2 separate regions of the Homo sapiens genome follow, and region 1 is linked to region 2. Evidence: read pairs that join two places in POLR2A ChIA-PET (ENCODE). Cell type or tissue: Panc1. All regions are shown on one strand. Links, peaks and the distances in the headings refer to the core of each region. The heading gives the core; the rest is flanking DNA. Region 1 holds the start of CCIN (calicin). Region 2 holds the start of TPM2 (tropomyosin 2).

Region 1 (9,023 bases), core at 2,124-7,123, 480 kb before region 2:
TCCTCCTCAGCACTCTCCCAGGGCAGATCAAGGGCCACACAATTATTTCTGAAGGGTACTGGGTGAGAGAGAGTAAGACAGAGTTCCCACCTTTTAAAGTAACAAATGCTGGGCACAGTGACTCACGCCTGTAATCCCAGCACTTTGGGAGACCGAGGTGGGAGGATTGCTTGAGCCCTGGAGTTCAAGACCAGCCTGGGAAACAAAGTGAGACCACATCACTACAAAAAATTTAAAAACAACAACAACAAAAAAAAAACTACCCAGGTGTGGTGGCAAGCACCTGTAGTCCCAGCTACTCAGTAGGCCGAGGCGGGAGGATCCCTTGAGCCCAGGAGTTTGAGGTTGCAGTGAGCTATGATTGCACCACTGCAGTCCAGCCTGGATGACAAAGTGAGATCCCATCTCAACAACAACATCAAAAGAGCAAAAATTGATCTTAGCTAGGAGAAAGGCAAGAATAAATCCTTATAAATTACTATATGATAGATGCTGGCGGTGATAGGGGATAGGGAGGTGGCCAGGGCAGCAGAGGGCAAGCACTGAAAAGATAGAAGGGACGCTAGTCATATGTGGTTGGGAAGCCCCAGAAAAGTGATTTTTGTTGGGACCCTAAAGGGCTACACACTAAGAATAAAGGTGGAAATAGTCTAAAGCCTAAATTTGAATCATATAATGCCTTGATTGAATTAAAGCGATCCAGGCTTTCTAGCACCCTTAGTCTAGCTGCTTGCCAAATGCAAAAGTAGATTCTGTTTTTTTTTTTTTTTGAGACGGAGTGTCACTCTTGTCGCCCAGACTGGAGTGCAGTGGCGTTATCTCGGCTCACTGCAAGCTCTGCCTCCCAAGTTCAAGAGATTTTCCTGCCTCAGCCTCCCGAGTAGCTGGGATTACAGGCATGTGCCACCACGCCTCGCTAATTTTGTATTTTTAGTAGAGACAGGGTTTCACCATGTTGGTCAGGCTGGCTGGTCTCAAACTCCTGACCTCGGGTGATCCACCTGCCTTGGCCTCCCAAAGTGCTGGGATTACAGGCGTGAGCAACCACCCCCGGCCTTATTATTTTTTTTTATACTAGAAACGGGATCTCACTTTATTGCTTAGGCTGGTCTCAAACTCCTGGGCTCAGGTGATCCTTCTGCCTCAGCCTTCCGAAGTGTTGGGATTACAGGCATGGGCCACTGTGCCCGACCAGGATATGTTTCTTTCTTTTCCCTTTACTGGCCTCTCTTTTATCCCCAGTCCCTCAGACTCATATTCCTGGAGAAAGTTCTCAATGTACTTGGCTTAGTAGAAACAATTGTAAGGAACCTCCAGCTTTCCCACAAATGAGACACAAACTACCGTAGCTGCATGGGCAAATACAGAAGCTAAGTAACCTTGCCTCCCCTGTTCCTTCTGCCTTCTTTTCTGAGTCTTACCCAGGTCACCTTCTCCTTCCTGGCCATGAGATTCCTCTCTCAGACCTGGGACGGGTCCTCCCCTGCTTTTGTGAAAGACCGGAGGGAAGCAGGTGCTGGAGGAGCTTGATGCTTCACAGCTCTGAGTGGATGTTTACCTGCCAATCTAGCAGATGCCTGAGAGGTGATCACAGGGGTACAGAATAGGGGACAGACATCGCCTTGGCCAGTGCCTGGGAGGGGCCTCAATTCCACCCACCAGGGGTTCCTTTCCAGGCCCTGTTGGATACCTCCAATGACATAGTGGCCCTGAGTTTCCACCCACTGGGAGCAGCCCTCCCCTAGGATCTCCACCTTCAGGGCCAAGCATGGACTGGAACACTAAGAAGGAAACAACAGGCCATCTTCCTCTCTTTCTCTCATTAAATCGTGAATAATAATGCATTTACTTATTCTCCCACTTAAAATGTTTAAATCCTTTGAAGAATCTTGCAAGGTAGCTTGGCTAGACAGCAGGCAGGACAGTCCAGTGCCTCTGGTGGAGGAGCCAGGGTCTTCCACTTGCCTGTCTTTTGGTCCAGCAAGAAGGCATTTGGATTGATGGTGTAGTCCTTTGTCTGGACATCGCTGGCAGTGGTGACACCCCCACATACAAACACCTTGCTGTCTCCAATGGAGCATATAGCATGGGACACATCCAAGGGGCAGCTGTTGGGCAAGACAGGCACTGAGGTGGTCGTCTTGCTTGCCTTCACCTTCTGCAGATTGATTTCCACACTCTGCCGGTGGCTGTGCACGCAGAGGATGTTGTCCTGTTGGAAAGAGAGCAGGGGCCGATGGTTGAACTCAATGGGGAAGGTGATACACTGGACCACGTCCCCAGTGCTGGTGTCAAAGCAGTCCACTACCCCGACCCGGGAGATATAACCTTTCACCAAGCACCGTCCAGTGACAATGTACAGATGCCTGTCTCCTTTAGTGATCACGGCGGTGCCATCCATGGGGATGCTCATCTTTCCTGCCAGGCACCAGACTTCCTTCCGCTCATCATAGCGATAGATGTTGGAGACATACCGCCTTGGGGCAATGCTCCCGCCCACTGAGTACACTGTCCCCCCACAGGTCACCATGGTGTGGAAGACAAGCCCGATGGGCAGGTCAGGCAACTTGGTCCAGGAGTTGTCATCCATGTCATACCGCCAGGCTGTCTTCAGCCCTGAAATCTGCTCAGTGGTGCCACCAGAGATGTAGATGTAGCGACCAGCAGAGGTGGCACTAAGTGCTGCTGCCCGATAGGGCATGTCTGAGAGCTTCATCCACAGGTTCTCCTGGATGATATAAGCAAACACTCCATCATTGAACTGGCCGTGGGCCTTCTGGCCACCGAGGATGACCACGGAATCAAGCAGGGCCCCTTTCCGCTGGTAGACCAGCAGGCTGCATGGCCGCTCCTGCTTGCGGTCCATCAGGACACTCTCAATCAGGGTTGTATGGGATGAGGTGTTCTCCATGCCCACCAGCTTGTTGCTGGCAAACACCAGCGTCTTATTGGAGACAGCATTGAGATTGATGTAATTGAAGAACTTCTTGAAATACTTCTCCCGATCCTCCTTCCGGAAGTACACCCAATTGATGAGTGCGCTGAGCGCCTGGTCTTCATTGAGCACGTGAAGGTTTTCATCACGGAGCAGGCGGCCAAAGATAACAGGTGGACAGCGCATGAAGTGCATGGAGCCCTCAGGACTGGCCCAGTAGTGGAAGTTGTCCCGAATGCCAGAGTAAGCTACGTCTGATACCTCTTTGAGCTCAAACAGCTCAGCCAAGAAGAGGTAGCGCAAGCAGTTGGCACGGCAGATGGACTTAATAAGGAAGTCGTTACAGTGAACTCGAAGGCGTGGTGTGTTGAAATACTGAGCCCCACGAAGCAGCTCCTCCACATTTTGCTCGGAGATCACCACCTTGCCGCTATAGAAGTAGTCCAGAAGCTGGTCCACTGTGACCGGGCTCAGGTAACTGGTGTCAATGGTGATGAAAAGCTCATCAGCGGTCTTCATGTCATTGCTGGAGATGAGGCTCCTCACCAGTGGGGAGACAGCAGCCAGCACATTGCGATGTGCAAAGAAGACGTGGTTGTCCACACTCAGGGCCATGTCCCAGTACTCTTTGCGTTTCCTCTGTCTGTTCAGGTTCTGCAGCACGAAGCTATTGTAGTTTTTCTCCGTGAATTCCAATTTCATGGTGCCTCTTGTCGGCTGAAACAGATCAGCAGCAGGTACTGGAGAGCAGACTTTCTCAGGCCTGTGGGATCAGATTGATGGTTGTTTGCAGAGCGGTTGACCAGGGAGAAGAGAGGGTGGAAGAGAGGATGATGTCATAGAGTGGATCAGGTCATCACAATGCAGGCCTCCCTGAGGCCTGTCTCAGAGGCACTGGGCCTTCCTCCCCTCTGATCTCTCCAACCTGCCAAGGCCACATACCCTAGCAGGACCTAAAGCCCTGGGCCCAGAGCTCAGGAGGAACCTCAGGGATGGGCGGCAACTTCCACCTGGGACTTTCAAACCGTAGTTAAAGGCTTCTGGAATATCAGAGCCAGTCTGGGTGGGGCAGTGGGGAGCAGTTTGTGTAGGAGAGATAAGGGGAGGTGGGGAAAGGGAAGAGATTATTAGACCTAGAAGAATCCTCCCATTTTGAGGGAAACTGAGGCCCAGAGAAGAGAAGGCACTTGCCCAAAATCACATAGCCAGTTGGAAGCCGAGCAGGGCCCAGAACCTGGGGAACCTCGCATTCTTCCTACCCTTCTGGAAGCTCCTGACTACCCAGCTTTCCCCAGTCTCTGACTCTCAACTCTCCAAGCACTCTTCCTGCCAAGGCTCCTGGGCATCAGAGAAAAGCTCTGTCCTTTGGCTTCTGACCTTGGTGGCCACAGACATCATTCTCCTTCAAAATGGAGAGGTGGAGGCCACTCCCTGGAGCAGGGATGAAGGAGTTAACCACAAACGGGGGCATGGGAGGGTCTTTAAAGACCGGATGATTTCAGCTCCTTGGCAAACTAGAATGTTCCCCCAACATTTCCAAGTGTCCAGTTGGAAAATGTTGGGGGCTTCAGTGGGTCAGCTTTCTCCATCAAAGGTGGACTTGGGCGAGTTGATCAGACTTTCTAAACCTCAGTTTCCTCCTCTGTGAGATGGAACTAATATTTGATAGTAGTACCCACTTCAAAGATTATTATGAGTTTATTTTTATTTTTATTTTTATTTTTTTGAGACAGAGTCTCGCTCTGTCACCCAGGTTGGAGTGCAGTGGTGCGATCTCAGCTTGAAACAGCCTTTGCAAAATTATGACTGAGACAGTGAAAGAGATCAACTTAACTGACTCCATCTTGCTTCTAACCTCCAAGCTGTCCTTGCTCATTCCTTGGCAAAGGCTGAACTAACTTTGGGAGAAACCTATATGTATAGTTTACGGTTTAAACAAAGACAGCCCTTTCCCAAAGCAGACCTCCTTCTTGCCTGGGGACTAGATTGCCTTTGTAGGACTAACATTAGCCACAAGATTAGAAATTATGGTTTAGGAGTCATGTAGCTGGAGGCTACAAGATTCTAACCCTCCCTAAACTGCTCCTAAGACCAGTGCTTGAGATTTCTCTTTTTTTTTTTTTTTAGACAGTTTCGCTCTTCTTGCCCAGGCCGGAGTGCAATGGTGCGTTCTCGGCTCACCACAACCTCCAACTCCCGGGTTCAAGCGTTTCTCCTGCCTCAGCCTCCTGAGTAGCTGGGATTACAGGCATGCACCACCACACCCGGCTAATTCTGTATTTTTAGTAGAGATGGGGTTTCTCTATGTTGGTCAGGCTGGTCTCAAACTCCCGACCTCAGGTGATCCACCTGCCTCAGCCTTCCAAAGTGCTGGGATTACAGGCGTGAGCCCCCGTGCCCGGCCGGTGCTTGAGATATTTTGCAGAACCTGCACTTGATGGATCAGCTGGCACCACTCAGATCAATAAACTGGCTCATCTGATCTTGTGGCCCCCAGACCCAAGAACTGACTCAGCCCAAGAAGACAGCTCCAACTCCCATGATTTCATCTCTGACCAATCAGCAGCACTCCTGGCTCACTGGCTTCCCCCTACCCACCAAGTTATCTTTAAAAACTCTGCTCCCCCAATGCTCCGGGAGACTGATTTGAGTAATAATAAAACTCCAGGCCGGGCGCGGTGCCTCATGCTTGTAATCCTAGCACTTTGGGATGCCAAGGTGGGCGGATCACCTGAGGTCATGGTTTCGAGACCAGCCTGGCCAACATGGCAAAACCCTGTCTCTACTAAAAATACAAAAATTAGTTGGGAGTGGTGGTGCATGCCTGTAATGCCTGTAATCCCAGCTACTGGGGAGACTGAGGCAGCAGAATCGCTCGAACCCGGGAGGCGGAGGTTGCAGCGTGCCCAGATCGCACCATTGCACTCCAGCCTGGGCGACAGAGTGAGACTCCGTCTCAAAAAAAAAAACCCCAAAAAACAAAAACAAAACCCTCCAGTCTCCCGCACGGCTGGCTCTGTGTGAATTACTCTTTCTCTGTTGCAATTCCCCTGTCTTTTATTACCCAACCCCCCAACCCCCCTCACCCCCCACCCCCAGTAGCTGGGATTACAGGCGCCTGTCAACATGCCCGGCAAAGTTTTGTATTTTTAGTAGAGACGAGGTTTCACCATGTTGGCCAAGCTGGTCTCGAACCCCTGACCTCAGGTGATCCGCCCGCCTCGGCCTCTCAAAGGGTTGGGATTATAGGCGTGAACCACCGTGCCCGGCCTATTATTAGAGTTTAAATGAGAAAAGGACTGGAGAGTAGTGGGCTTGTCATAAAGCTCAATCAATGCTAGCTGCCGTTTTCTTACTCATATTACACCAGTTCGCCCAGCGCCGGCGTTCGTGGCTGCTCCCTTCATAAAAACTTGTGGTCATCGTGGTTCTGGTTTCGCGGTAGCTGAGGAGGCTGTGGCTACCTCGCGTCTCTTCTGGGCCCGCCGCCCGAACCCAGTCCAGCCACGCGGTGGCGCTGGAGGGTCGTCCCCGCCCCCGAGCGCACCGCCTCTGCGCCGGGCACCACCCCAACCCCTCTCCAGGATGGAAAAGAGGCGCGGGGCGTCCCCTTTTTCGCTTTGCCTCCACGCGCCACCGTGCAAAGGCGGCAGCGCCGTGCCGTCCGCCGCGACCCTGGAATTCAAACGGCAGGATCGGGGGCTCTCAGCCTTGCAGGACTCCTTAGATTTCCCCAGACACACACCTGTCCCCACTTTACAGATGGGGACGCTGAGCCCCCAACGGAGGCGCGCCCTCCAGAGGCCAGAAGACTGTCTCCGACTCCCAGTAACAGCTGGGGGGGTTTCCTGACCCCTGCGAGTCCTTTGCGGGGAGAGAGGAGGGTGCCCGCAGACTCGGACAGATTCCTGGCTGGCGTGGGGCTCCCGGAGTCCTGTGGGGCGTCTGTGGAACTGCTGTTCGTGCAAGAAGGGGATAAGCGCCAGCTGGAGCGCCGCGGGCGGGAGGGAGGGGGAGGCAAAAGAGCCCAGTAGCCCCACCCGGACCAGCCTTTGGGAAGAGACCCCAGAGAAGGGCCTGGACTTGCATCTCGCCCAGGCATTCGCGAGAAGGTACAGAAAGGACTTACCTCTCTGATCTCCTCCAATCTGGGCCCAAGCCCCACTCTAGACCCTCGGGCCGTCCTCAGTGCCCCTCCCGGGAAATTTCAGTATCAGCCTCGGGAATCTGAGCCGTTCCAGCTCTTTCCCTCCCTGGCTTAGTCATATTCTCATTCTCATTGTCTCCCTCCCTCGTCCGTTCATTCCAGACTAGTCTTTTCCTTATTTTTAGATTTGGTAACTTGAAAATTATTTGAAAATACGCCCCTTCCCTTTTTTTTTTTTTTTTTTCTGAGATGGAGTCTCACTCTGTCCCCCAGGCTGGAGTGCAGTGGCCCGATCTCGGCTCACTGCAACCTCCGCCTCCCGGGTTCAAGTAATTTCTTGCCTCAGCCTCCCAAGTAGCTGGGATTACAGGCGCGCGCAGCCACGCCCGGCTAACTTTTGTATTTTTAGTAGAGACGGGGTTTCACCGTCTTGGCCAGGCTGGTCTTGAACTCCTGACCTCGTGATCCACCCACCTTGGCCTCCTAATGTATGGGATTACAGGCGTTAGCCACCGCACCTGGCCAAAAATACCCTTTTAAACTGAATTTGTCCACCTTCCCGCCCGAATGCGATAGAGAGACTCGGTCTCTTGGGATATGATACGTGCACAAAGTGAAGAACTTCTGTTTTCCCCATTGGAAGTAGACTTCAATTTCAGCCTCCTCCTCCGGAGACCAGTCTCCCTGGGAGAATAATTAAGCCCTTAATGCCTCTTCAGCCCTTACCTTCTGCAAAGCAGCAGCAGCAACTTGGGTGAATGATGAGGCCTCTTGGTGCTGATGCCAGACACCTTCTGGCTCCCATGGACATGCAGGCTGGCAGATCTCGCCTCCTGGGACATCTTCACCCGGGAGCAGGGGGTGGGTGGGTCAGGCCCTGCTGCTTCACACCTCCTTTGTCCTCTCCCCTGCCCTCCCACCTGCAAGCTTCAGCCTTGGGAGCATTTCAGTGGAGGAGGTGGCCATGCCTGTTTGTTTTTGTTTCAGCTCCCAGAGCACCAAGGCAGGAATGAGCTCTCTCATCAGACACTTCCAGCATTAAGTTGGGTCTGGAGGTGTCATGGGGACCTGAGAGAACTGATAGACCTAACTCCATGTGACAGACCTCGTACAGGTGGATAAATTGAAGCCCAGGGAGAGGAAGAGGCTTGCACCAGAGAGCTGTCTTCTTCCTCTGCCCTCTGGCTACAAAGGAGAGCCGCGGTTTGGTTTGTCCTTGTTCTTTTTGGATTGTGAGGCTTGCCATCTTCAAGAAATCCTTAAAAGTGAGATTAGTGCCCACCTGCTCAGCCAGCTTTGCTGTCTGGCATTTCTTTAGCCCAGGAAAGCTCCCCGGTCCAGCTTTTTCCTCAATCCAGCCAACTGTGGAAACAAACTCCAGCCCATAGAGGCTGGCTGCATGCTGGCTTCCACCACCTGGTTGTGTGTGTGTGTGTGTGTGTGTGTATGGGGGTGGGGGGGGTGACCCGAGGAGCCACCAAGAAGTTCATTGGCTGGCAGCTTGCCAGGTGGGGCCAGAAAAGGATCTCAGCAGGGTCTTTTCACCCACCGTCAGCTTCCTACCAGGCGCCACATTTTCTGTTCATGGTGTCTCCCGTTAGGAAGAGATGGTATGATTCTAATCTTTGGGGACTATCGGCTGGTATATCAGTTTGTTTGGAAGCCCTGAGGAAAATGAGGGGCATATTTTAAAGATATACAGATTTGGGCTGGAGCTAGAAAACTCAGGAACATTCAAGAATATTCTCAGCATCTCCTCCTCTTTTGTACCTCCAATAACTGGCTTCTTCGCTTCTGTGTATTTCCTATTCATAACTTGGCTTGCAAGTAGCTTTGGTTTGCCATGGCCCTAATTCCAATTTATGGCATCCTTATTTTTTTCAGTTCCACTGGTAAATTCTCTCCATAATTCTTAGCTGAAATTCCCAGTCCATGGCCAGC
Region 2 (9,023 bases), core at 1,007-6,006:
CAGGCAACAGCCAAAACAACGGGCCTTCTATACCATATTAAGAAATGTGGATTTTTTTTTTCTCCTCAAAACAGGCAGGGTGCCCGCACGCCTGTAATCCCAGCTACTCAGGAGGCTGAGTCGGGAGGATCACTTAAGCCCATAAGTTCAAGACCAGCCTGGGCAATCTAGCAAGCTCCCGTCTCAAAAAAGGTGGGGGGACAGGGATTAGGGAGGGGTTTTGGAGAATTTTAGATAATATTCGCATTAACTTTTAAAAAGATATTTGACAACAATGTCATGGGACAGTCAAATGAATGAATGAGTTGAGGAACTAGAAGTAAGACTACAAAACAGACTGAAGAAAACATAAGGCGCGGCCAGAGGCCAGCCCAGACCGACCCGAGGAGGAACCTCCTTGGTAGAAGGCAGCCTCTCCAGGATTAGGTGGTTGTGAGACGCGAAGGGCAGGGGATACCCAGTGGTCTAGCATAGGCTACTGGTGGATGAGGCGTCTTCCACGGAGTTAGAGGAACACTGCGAGGTCAGGCCAGGGTTGCTCTCCGTGTGGCTAGCAGGCAGCTAAACAGATCTGAATGCATTTCCACGCCACCTCCCCACCGCCCCGGCCAGCGGCCTCGGGTTCCCACGGTCCCCAGCCCACTGCAAAATCCAGGCCTCCCGCCCCTCTATGACTGGAGGGTGGGGGCGAGGCTAGCAGCTCCCTCCCGGCTTCCTCCGCTTGTTCTCTCCTCCCCTTCCCCCTCCTCCCGGCGGCTCTCCACTTCCTTTCCCCCCACCCCACCCCAGGGAAAAACGAAAACAAACACCCTCGCGCCTCGCGCCTCCGACTCCCAGACCCCACGACCCGGCTCCGGCGCTGGTTTGGCGGCCTGGGTGGGAGAAGGCACCTCGCCCCGGACCCCCTATGCCCCGCAGCTCAGTGACTCTTCCCCTCGCCCTCCGCCTTCCCCGCCGCAGCCCGGCTCCGCCTCCCAATGGGGAAACATCCCAAAAAAGGGCAGAAAAGAAATTTCAGCATAAAGTTGGCCCACTGGGAAAGAGAGGAGCGTCCGCGGGGAGCGGGGGAGAAGAGGGAAGGCGCGCGGAGGGGAGTGGGGCCAGGCGGAGCCAGGGGCGGGGAGCGGAGGGGCTCGGGACGCGTCCGGGTGGGAGCGGGGGCGGGGAACGCGCGGTGACCAGCCTGGCCGCAGCCGCGTGGAAAATATGCGGGGCACGTGGGGGGCGGGGCGGGGAGCTGGGTCCTGAGCCGCCGGGTGCTCGCAGGAAGGGCCTGGCTCCAGGGGCAGGGGCTGGGAGGGGAGGCGAGGGGATGAGAGGTCAGGCCGGTCCTGGGGGCAGCAAGCCCGGCCACACTCCCCACCGCGACCGGGGCTCTGGGCTCGCTTCCTGCTTCAGTTTCCCCAAGCTCCCGATGAGACTCCGCTACTACCACCACGTCGATAACGCAAACCTAGAGGGACTCAGGGTAAACTGAGGCACTCAAACTGCCGAGGAGCTCCGCCTCCCGAGAGACATTTAATCCGGGGGGATTTGCAGGAAACTTCTAAATTAAGGGTAGCGGCTGCTGCAGCTGAGGGGGGGCACGCCGGTCCCTGCGCCCGGGCAGCTGCCGTGAGCTCACGCCCCGAAATAGCCCCAGGGGCCCCAGCCGCAGCTGCCACTGGGTCCGGCTGTCACTCAGAGGAAGCACGGAGCCCCCAGCCCAAGGGTCCCCTCCCCTTCGCATCGCCGGGGTTTTTCCAGCCGACCGTCGGCCACTTTTTCCTCCGACGGCTGGCAGGGAAGAGGGGGATGGGGGCGGGACCCCAAGGGAGGCGGTCCCCAGTGGGTGGGCGAAGGGGGCGGCCGCACCCCCCGGCCGGGCCGTGCTTCTGCCCCTACAAGGTTTGGGCCGAGGTGGGGGAGGGTCCTGGTTGCCGGCCCCGCCCGGTCCCTCCCCGCCTTTTAGGCGCCCGCGTGGCCGGGACGTCCCAGTCCCGCTCCGTCCTCCTCGCCTGCCACCGGTGCACCCAGTCCGCTCACCCAGCCCAGTCCGTCCGGTCCTCACCGCCTGCCGGCCGGCCCACCCCCCACCGCAGCCATGGACGCCATCAAGAAGAAGATGCAGATGCTGAAGCTGGACAAGGAGAACGCCATCGACCGCGCCGAGCAGGCCGAAGCCGACAAGAAGCAAGCTGAGGACCGCTGCAAGCAGGTTAGGGCCGGGCCCAGTGCAGCCTGCTCTCCCCGCGCCTAGGGCAAGGGTGGGCCGCTGCCATGGGTCCCCCAGCCCCGGGCCTGCCCGCCAAGGCTCTCTCTCACCCAGGGTGGGGGCTGGGCCTTCGCAGTACCCTCAGGGCCTTCGCCAGAGCCGCTTCTCTCCCCTACAATAGCCTGGGGAAGCCCCAGGCCCCTGGTTTCCACTCTGCCTTTGCAGAGCGCGGTTGGTCCTGCTCCTTGGGGCCTGAAGTTTTCTCTGTACCCTCAACGGGTCCCACCAGTACCCTTGACTGTACTGTCCCTTTTATGTTATTCCGCTTCCATCCCAGTAGCCTCCAAATCTTAGTAGCGCCCCTACACACACCGCGTCTCCATTCTGGGCCTGGGCCCCCTCCCAGCCTGGCTGACCAAGTCCCCTCTGTCCCAGCTGGAGGAGGAGCAGCAGGCCCTCCAGAAGAAGCTGAAGGGGACAGAGGATGAGGTGGAAAAGTATTCTGAATCCGTGAAGGAGGCCCAGGAGAAACTGGAGCAGGCCGAGAAGAAGGCCACTGATGTGAGTGTGGACTTGGGGGACAATGGGAGGAGTTAGGGCTCTGGGAAGGGGCCCCCCGGGTATGGGAATAAGAGGATTGGGGCACCTTATCCCCTTATGTCCCCAGCGCCAGGAGAGAAATGGTTTCATCTCAGTAACCAGGGCTAGGGTAAACTTACACAAGTAATCCAAGACAGTGGATAAATCAAAACCACCTACCACTTCCCCCAGAGGACTTAGCCCTGTAATTCTGTTTGGTTCCAGCTTTTAGAATGTACAGTGATCAAGCAATGAGTCATTGTGGGGGTGGAAGGTATAAGAATTTACCATCTACCTCAATTAATCCTCCAGCTGAAATTGGAGAGGAGACTGCAGCCGTTTGGGGATGGGGGGATGTGGATGTGAGGTACTAGCCTGCAGGAGGAGGGAGAGGGATCCAGAGATGAGACCCCACTTGAGTTACAACCCTAAGGGGCCATTAGAAATTCCCTGGCCTTGACCTCTGGCTTCAGCAGCCCTGCTGTGCCCTGGGGCCCCAGCTCAGGTTCTAATGGCTCCTCATTTACCCTCATTAAGCTGTCAGCCTGGAGACCATGCCAGGCCACAGGGCAGAGGGACAGGGCCACAAATGCCAAAGCAGCTACCTTGGCAGGTCATTTACCCTGAGATTTCTCTGCCCACCCCACAACCCCAACCAGACTTCACTTCCTGCCATTCCCAACCCCCAGCTTAAGGTAGGAGAATGGCCATATGGCTTTGGTGTGGTGGTAGTTTCCCCATTCTCTGCCTCAGTTTCCCCATCTTCCTTCCACCCAGGATTGTTTTAAGATGAACCTATGGTTAGATTAGCATAAAGCATGGTCTGAACATCAGAGATGACATAGCTGTTTGTGTCGACTGCTCATGTTCCCAGCCCCCCAGGGGTTGGGCTTCTGTGACCTCCAGCCTCCAGTTTTGGTTCTCCACCAGTCCTGGCACTTGGGAGGGAGCTGACCTGCAGCTGCTAGCACAGACAACCCTGGGCATCTGACACTCTATAAATAACCAAGGCCCAGTGCAGCTGGAGGCAAGATTGGAAACCCAAGTTGCTGGTGGGGGCTGGAGGGGCAGGGGGGACAGGGACAGAGCTGGGGAGGCAGAGCCGCAGCACCAGGAGCAGATAGGAAAGACTGCCCAAGCTTCCTGGTGACCTTGAACACAGCACTCAACTTACATGGTGCCTCAGTTTCTCCCTCTCTCTTGCTTCCCATTTTTCTAATGGGGACAGTAGTGCCTGTCCTGTGGTTAGAGAGCCGCCCCCGTAACTGGGAAGAGCTTGAGAGGCAGGAAATGGCACATATCAGTCCCATGATGAGGACCCCAGGACTTCCCAAACTTTCCAGAGTCTTTTGTCACCCCACCATCATGCAGAGTTTTTCTTTTACAGTCTCACCTCTCTCTAGGGTAGTACTCCAATGTCCCCCACAGTGATTCTTCCCAACCCCCAATGCTGTCCCCAGAATGCTTCCACACTGTCATCCGGCCCTGTGCCCATGATGGGCTCTTGTCACTCTAGGTGGCCAAGCTCCAGGTGCCTTCAGCACCTGGAAGACAAGCTACCATCTACTCTCTATATATGGTGCTGTTTCTCCTGCCCTACAGTCCGACCAAGGACCTGCTTCCTATGCTGTGTCCAAGTGCTGCCCCCAGCCCCTCCCCCCACCTCCTTTCCCTACACAGGTCCTCTCTCCTTTCCACTCTGAAATCTCAGGGTCTCTGTGTCCTTGTTTTTGACAGAGAAAGGGGATAACCTAATATTTATGGAATGTGGACCCTGTGCAGGCAATGTACTCAGTGCTTTCTGCATGTTATTTTACAATTTCCCAAACTTGGCTTATCATCAGAATCACTCGGGGGCTTTAAAAAAAAAAGAGAAGATTCCCAAGCCCCCGCCCTACACATCCCAATTCAGTGGATCTAGCATGGAGTAAGAGAACCTGTTTAGTTTTATGAGTCTCACCGAAGGTCCTGTTGATTAACTGAGTATTAAAAGCAGTGGATTATCTCAGAACAGCCTTAAGAAGGAGGAACTGTTATTGTTAACTCCAACTTGTGAAGGAGGAAACTGAAGCTTAGAGAGGCTAAATAAGTTGCCCACAGTTACACAGGTGTTGAGTGGCTGAGCCGTGGCTCAAAGACAATCTGACTCAGAGCCGATGCTCTTAACACGTGGCTGCCCTGCTCCTCTCATTTTCCTTTACTGGCGCTCGCCTTGCTCTGCCCTTTTTCTCAGTGTTTGACCAGTTTTTATGGATTTTTTCCAAAACCTCCATGGTTTTGCCTCCTACTGCAAGCCCAGGGGCTGAGTAGACATCCCTCACACTGCCCCTGCATTGCCCCCAGCTCTCTGCTGGCCTTGGCAGGGAGCCCCTTGCTACAGCCATGGGTATTCCTTATAGGCCTGCCTCTTGGGCTTCTTGCTGGGAGTCTGCCTTACAGCTGATGACAGATGACATCACTGAACTTGATACTTTTTTTTTTTTTTTTTTTTGAGATGGGATCTTGCTATGTTTCCCAGGCAGGGCTCCTGGGGTCAAGCTGAACTCCCGCCTTAGCCTTCGGAGTAGCTGGGATGACAGGCATGCACCACCATGCCCAGTATCACTGAGCTTGATTCTGTGACGGGCTATTCTTAGCAGCAGTGATGTCTGGTTGGCCTGATTCTCCTCCCATCCCCTTACCTGGGCCAGGCTTTGCTGTGTAGGAATCAGAGCTGCATCAGACCTGGCCCCAGCACTTGAAGTGCTCCCACAGGGAACAGGAGGACTTGTGTGCAGGTGACCTTTGGGAGACTAACTGTGCACAGTGCAGGAGAGGCCCTGCAGCAGGGGAGCGGAGCTTGTCAAGCAAGGAATGCATGTATTTTTTTGTTTTTTTGAGATGGAGTTTCGTTCTTTTTACCCAGGCTGGAGTGCAGTGGCACGACCTCAGCTCACTGCAACCTCCGCCTCCTGGGTTCAAGTGATTCTTGTGCCTCAGCCTCCCAAGTAGCTGGGATTACAGGCATGCGCCACCATGCCTGGCTAATTTTTTATTTTTAATAGAGACAGAGTTTCACCATGTTGGCCAGGCTGCTCTCAAACTCCTCACCTCAGGTGATCCACCCGCCTCGGCCTCCCAGAGTGCGGGGATTACAGGCGTGAGCCACCATGCCCGGCCTGAATGCACATTTTTTACTGGAGCACAGTCTGGGCAGAAGATGATTGGTTGGGGAAAAATCACATAGAATGTCTAGAAACCAGGAAGCCTCAGTTCTTTCTGAGAAGAATCTCGCCATCCTCTGGAGCCTCTCTGATCCTTATCCAAGGCTAACAAGGCCTTTTTGACCCCTGACCTCTGACCCACAGGCTGAGGCAGATGTGGCCTCCCTGAACCGCCGCATTCAGCTGGTTGAGGAGGAGCTGGACCGGGCCCAGGAGCGCCTGGCTACAGCCCTGCAGAAGCTGGAGGAGGCCGAGAAGGCGGCTGATGAGAGCGAGAGGTGGTCAGGGGCCTCGGGGAGGATGGTCCGGGAGGGAGAAGGGAGCCTGTCTCTGCTGGTCCTGACCCTACGCTCACCCTCTCCCTGCCTTTCAGAGGAATGAAGGTCATCGAAAACCGGGCCATGAAGGATGAGGAGAAGATGGAACTGCAGGAGATGCAGCTGAAGGAGGCCAAGCACATCGCTGAGGATTCAGACCGCAAATATGAAGAGGTGACAGCCTTGCCCCTCTGCCTGCTCGCTGCCCAGCCTGCAACATGCCCAGTCCTTCTCCACTGATCTACCCTCTCTTTCTCACTCCCCACAGGTGGCCAGGAAGCTGGTGATCCTGGAAGGAGAGCTGGAGCGCTCGGAGGAGAGGGCTGAGGTGGCCGAGAGGTAAAGATACCCGGGGGTGACAAGTGAGCCCATTGGCCCTGGGGCCTTCCACACAGTGGGAAGGTAGCATCCTAGGCTTGGGGCTGTAGGGACAGGCCCTGTTCTCTGACCCCTGCCCGCTGCCCCCAGCCGAGCCAGACAGCTGGAGGAGGAACTTCGAACCATGGACCAGGCCCTCAAGTCCCTGATGGCCTCAGAGGAGGAGGTAGTGACCCCTCTGAACCTTTCTGGGCAATGGCGCCTTCTCTCAGCTCACCTTCCCTCCGTCTCAGCACCGCAGGCTGCTCTTTCTCAGCTGCTGGGGATCAGGAAGGGCCTGGGGCTTCTGAGCCCTGCCTGCTGTCACTCTCACAACTTTGCTCTTCTCTTCTCTCCTCCACCCGTCCCCTGCTGTGCCATCTCCACTGTCTGGCTTCGCTGTGCCCTCACACCCTGCCCCCCCCGCCACACACCCCCTGCAGTAAATGTGGGGACCTAGAGGAGGAGCTGAAAATTGTTACCAACAACTTGAAATCCCTGGAGGCCCAGGCGGACAAGGTAGAGGGGAGCAGAGGGGCAGTGAGGATGGGGTCCCACAGGGGAGGGAGGTGAGGGGCCCAAGGCAGGGAGGGGCTGGGTGTTCAACGGAGGCAAGATGACCAGGAGCCTACGGGGTACAATGGAGAAATGAAGGATCTGTGGTAGCGCTGTACTGATGGCGTGTGTGTGTCCCCAAAAGTATTCCACCAAAGAAGATAAATATGAAGAGGAGATCAAACTGTTGGAGGAGAAGCTGAAGGAGGTGAGAGTCCTCTTCCAGTTCCCAGTCTCCCCTCAAGCCACCCTAATCCTTGCCAGAGACGGCCTGTGGCAGGACACTTGAGGGTTGGGATGGACAAGAAGCTTGACTTAGGCAGTAGTCTGTGGGAGGGCCTAATTCTTTGCCATTTCTCCCATCCTGCCTTTACCCCCAGGCTGAGACCCGAGCAGAGTTTGCCGAGAGGTCTGTGGCAAAGTTGGAGAAAACCATCGATGACCTAGAAGGTAAAAGAAGCCTTTATAAGTAGGTCCACACCTGCCGTGATTATCAGTCTGTCCTGTACCTTCTCATCCCATTTTATTTGCCACCAATAAACTAGGGTTGGGCCACCTAGGACCCTACCAACTCCCCAACTCTGTGGGCCATGTCTACAATTCAAGTAATTGTAGCTGCCCACGGCGCAACAACTCCAGTGCTTCTCAAACTTCAGCATGCATGAGAATCACTGGGAGAGTTTTAAAAACAGATTCCTTGACTCTGCCCCAAAGAGATTGCTGACTTTGGGCTGGAGGATTTACATTTCTAGCTAGTTCTCTGGTACTGCCAATGCTGCTGGTCCTCATGCCACACTCTGAGTGGCACCCTTATAGACAATTCCGTCCCCGAGTGTAACGCAGTAGAGTTCTAGTGCAGAGACTGGCTTATTAACTAGAGAGCTGTTGGACTGAACATCTAGGTCTGCATGACAGCACTAATAGAAAACACTATTTTAAGCTAGATTTGACAAAAGCAAACATCCAGATATTTGTGAGTCTGTGGCTATTTCTATTGTTAATGATGATGTGGCTAAAGTTGCCTTTCCTTTTTATTCTGTGATAACCCTTTCACTTTCCCACTTCTCTCGCTTCCAGCCTTCTCAGGCAAGCTCCAATTTTACCTCCAGCTTTAGGAGGTTTGCCCTTTCTGGCTCCAGCACCCTCCCTCTCCCCTCTAAGCAAGCACTCCTGCTTGTCGAGAGCATTGTACACACAGCTCCCTGGAGAGGCAGGAGCTGCCATGGGTAGAGCCAATTTGGGGTACAGAGAAGGACAGAAAAGAGATGGGGTAGAGATGGGGAGAAGGAGTTCCTGACAGCTGTCCAGCCTGTTCCCTGGCCTCCCTCTCTCACTCTGTCTTTGTGTACCTCTGATTCTGTTTTTCTTTCCATTGCTCTCTCTCCTTCCTTTCCTCTTTCCCTCCACTCCCTTTCCCACACTCCCACCTGGTCCCCTCCCTGGACCCCCCCCAGATGAAGTCTATGCCCAGAAGATGAAGTACAAGGCCATTAGCGAGGAACTGGACAACGCACTCAATGACATCACCTCCCTCTGAGCCCCACGCCAGCGTGGCCACCTCAGCTCTCTTCTCTCCTCTCCTTTCCATTCTCTCTATGGGGAGGGGAGCAGGCAGGAGGAGCAGAAATTGCCAACATTGCACAGCCAGGCTGGGAGCAGCCTAGGGAGAGCCCCCATCATGCCCACCACCCACTCTGGCACTGGCTTCATCCTTTACCTATCCCCTTCCACCCTCCTTTGCTGCTTAATAAATTCTGAACTTGGTCTCCATGCTGTTTTCCTGCCCTCCAGAGAGCACCTCTATCGCCACCACGGAGC

What was found. ChIA-PET counts read pairs that join two places held together with the same protein. Peaks named below come from ENCODE experiments on the same cell type or tissue, not always from the same donor. Only the 100,000 strongest peaks of a DNase experiment are listed, where the experiment ranks them.
Region 1: POLR2A ChIA-PET joins it to region 2 with 7 read pairs; 1 of 35 experiments calls an interaction of 5 or more read pairs at or near these places.

The regions. Positions count from the first base shown.
Region 1 is chr9:36,164,117-36,173,139 of GRCh38, reverse strand. It overlaps CCIN (calicin), which reads right to left and starts at 3,752. Exons shown (of 1, transcript NM_005893.3): 1 at 1,806-3,752. The coding sequence starts at 3,637. The coding sequence ends at 1,871. RefSeq lists a silencer at 6,337-6,546 and enhancers at 6,146-6,646, 6,737-6,846. In Panc1, for the core only: no CTCF peak of the experiment used is centred there; a DNase peak (open chromatin) is centred at 6,379; H3K4me3 peaks cover 1,088 bases.
Region 2 is chr9:35,682,878-35,691,900 of GRCh38, reverse strand. It overlaps TPM2 (tropomyosin 2), which reads left to right and starts at 1,976. Exons shown (of 9, transcript NM_003289.4): 1 at 1,976-2,197; 2 at 2,630-2,755; 3 at 6,121-6,254; 4 at 6,350-6,467; 5 at 6,562-6,632; 6 at 7,094-7,169; 7 at 7,351-7,413; 8 at 7,586-7,655; 9 at 8,660-8,969. The coding sequence starts at 2,084. The coding sequence ends at 8,742. RefSeq lists a silencer at 559-638 and an enhancer at 3,534-4,011. In Panc1, for the core only: no CTCF peak of the experiment used is centred there; no DNase peak of the experiment used is centred there; H3K4me3 peaks cover 2,840 bases; H3K27ac peaks cover 3,141 bases.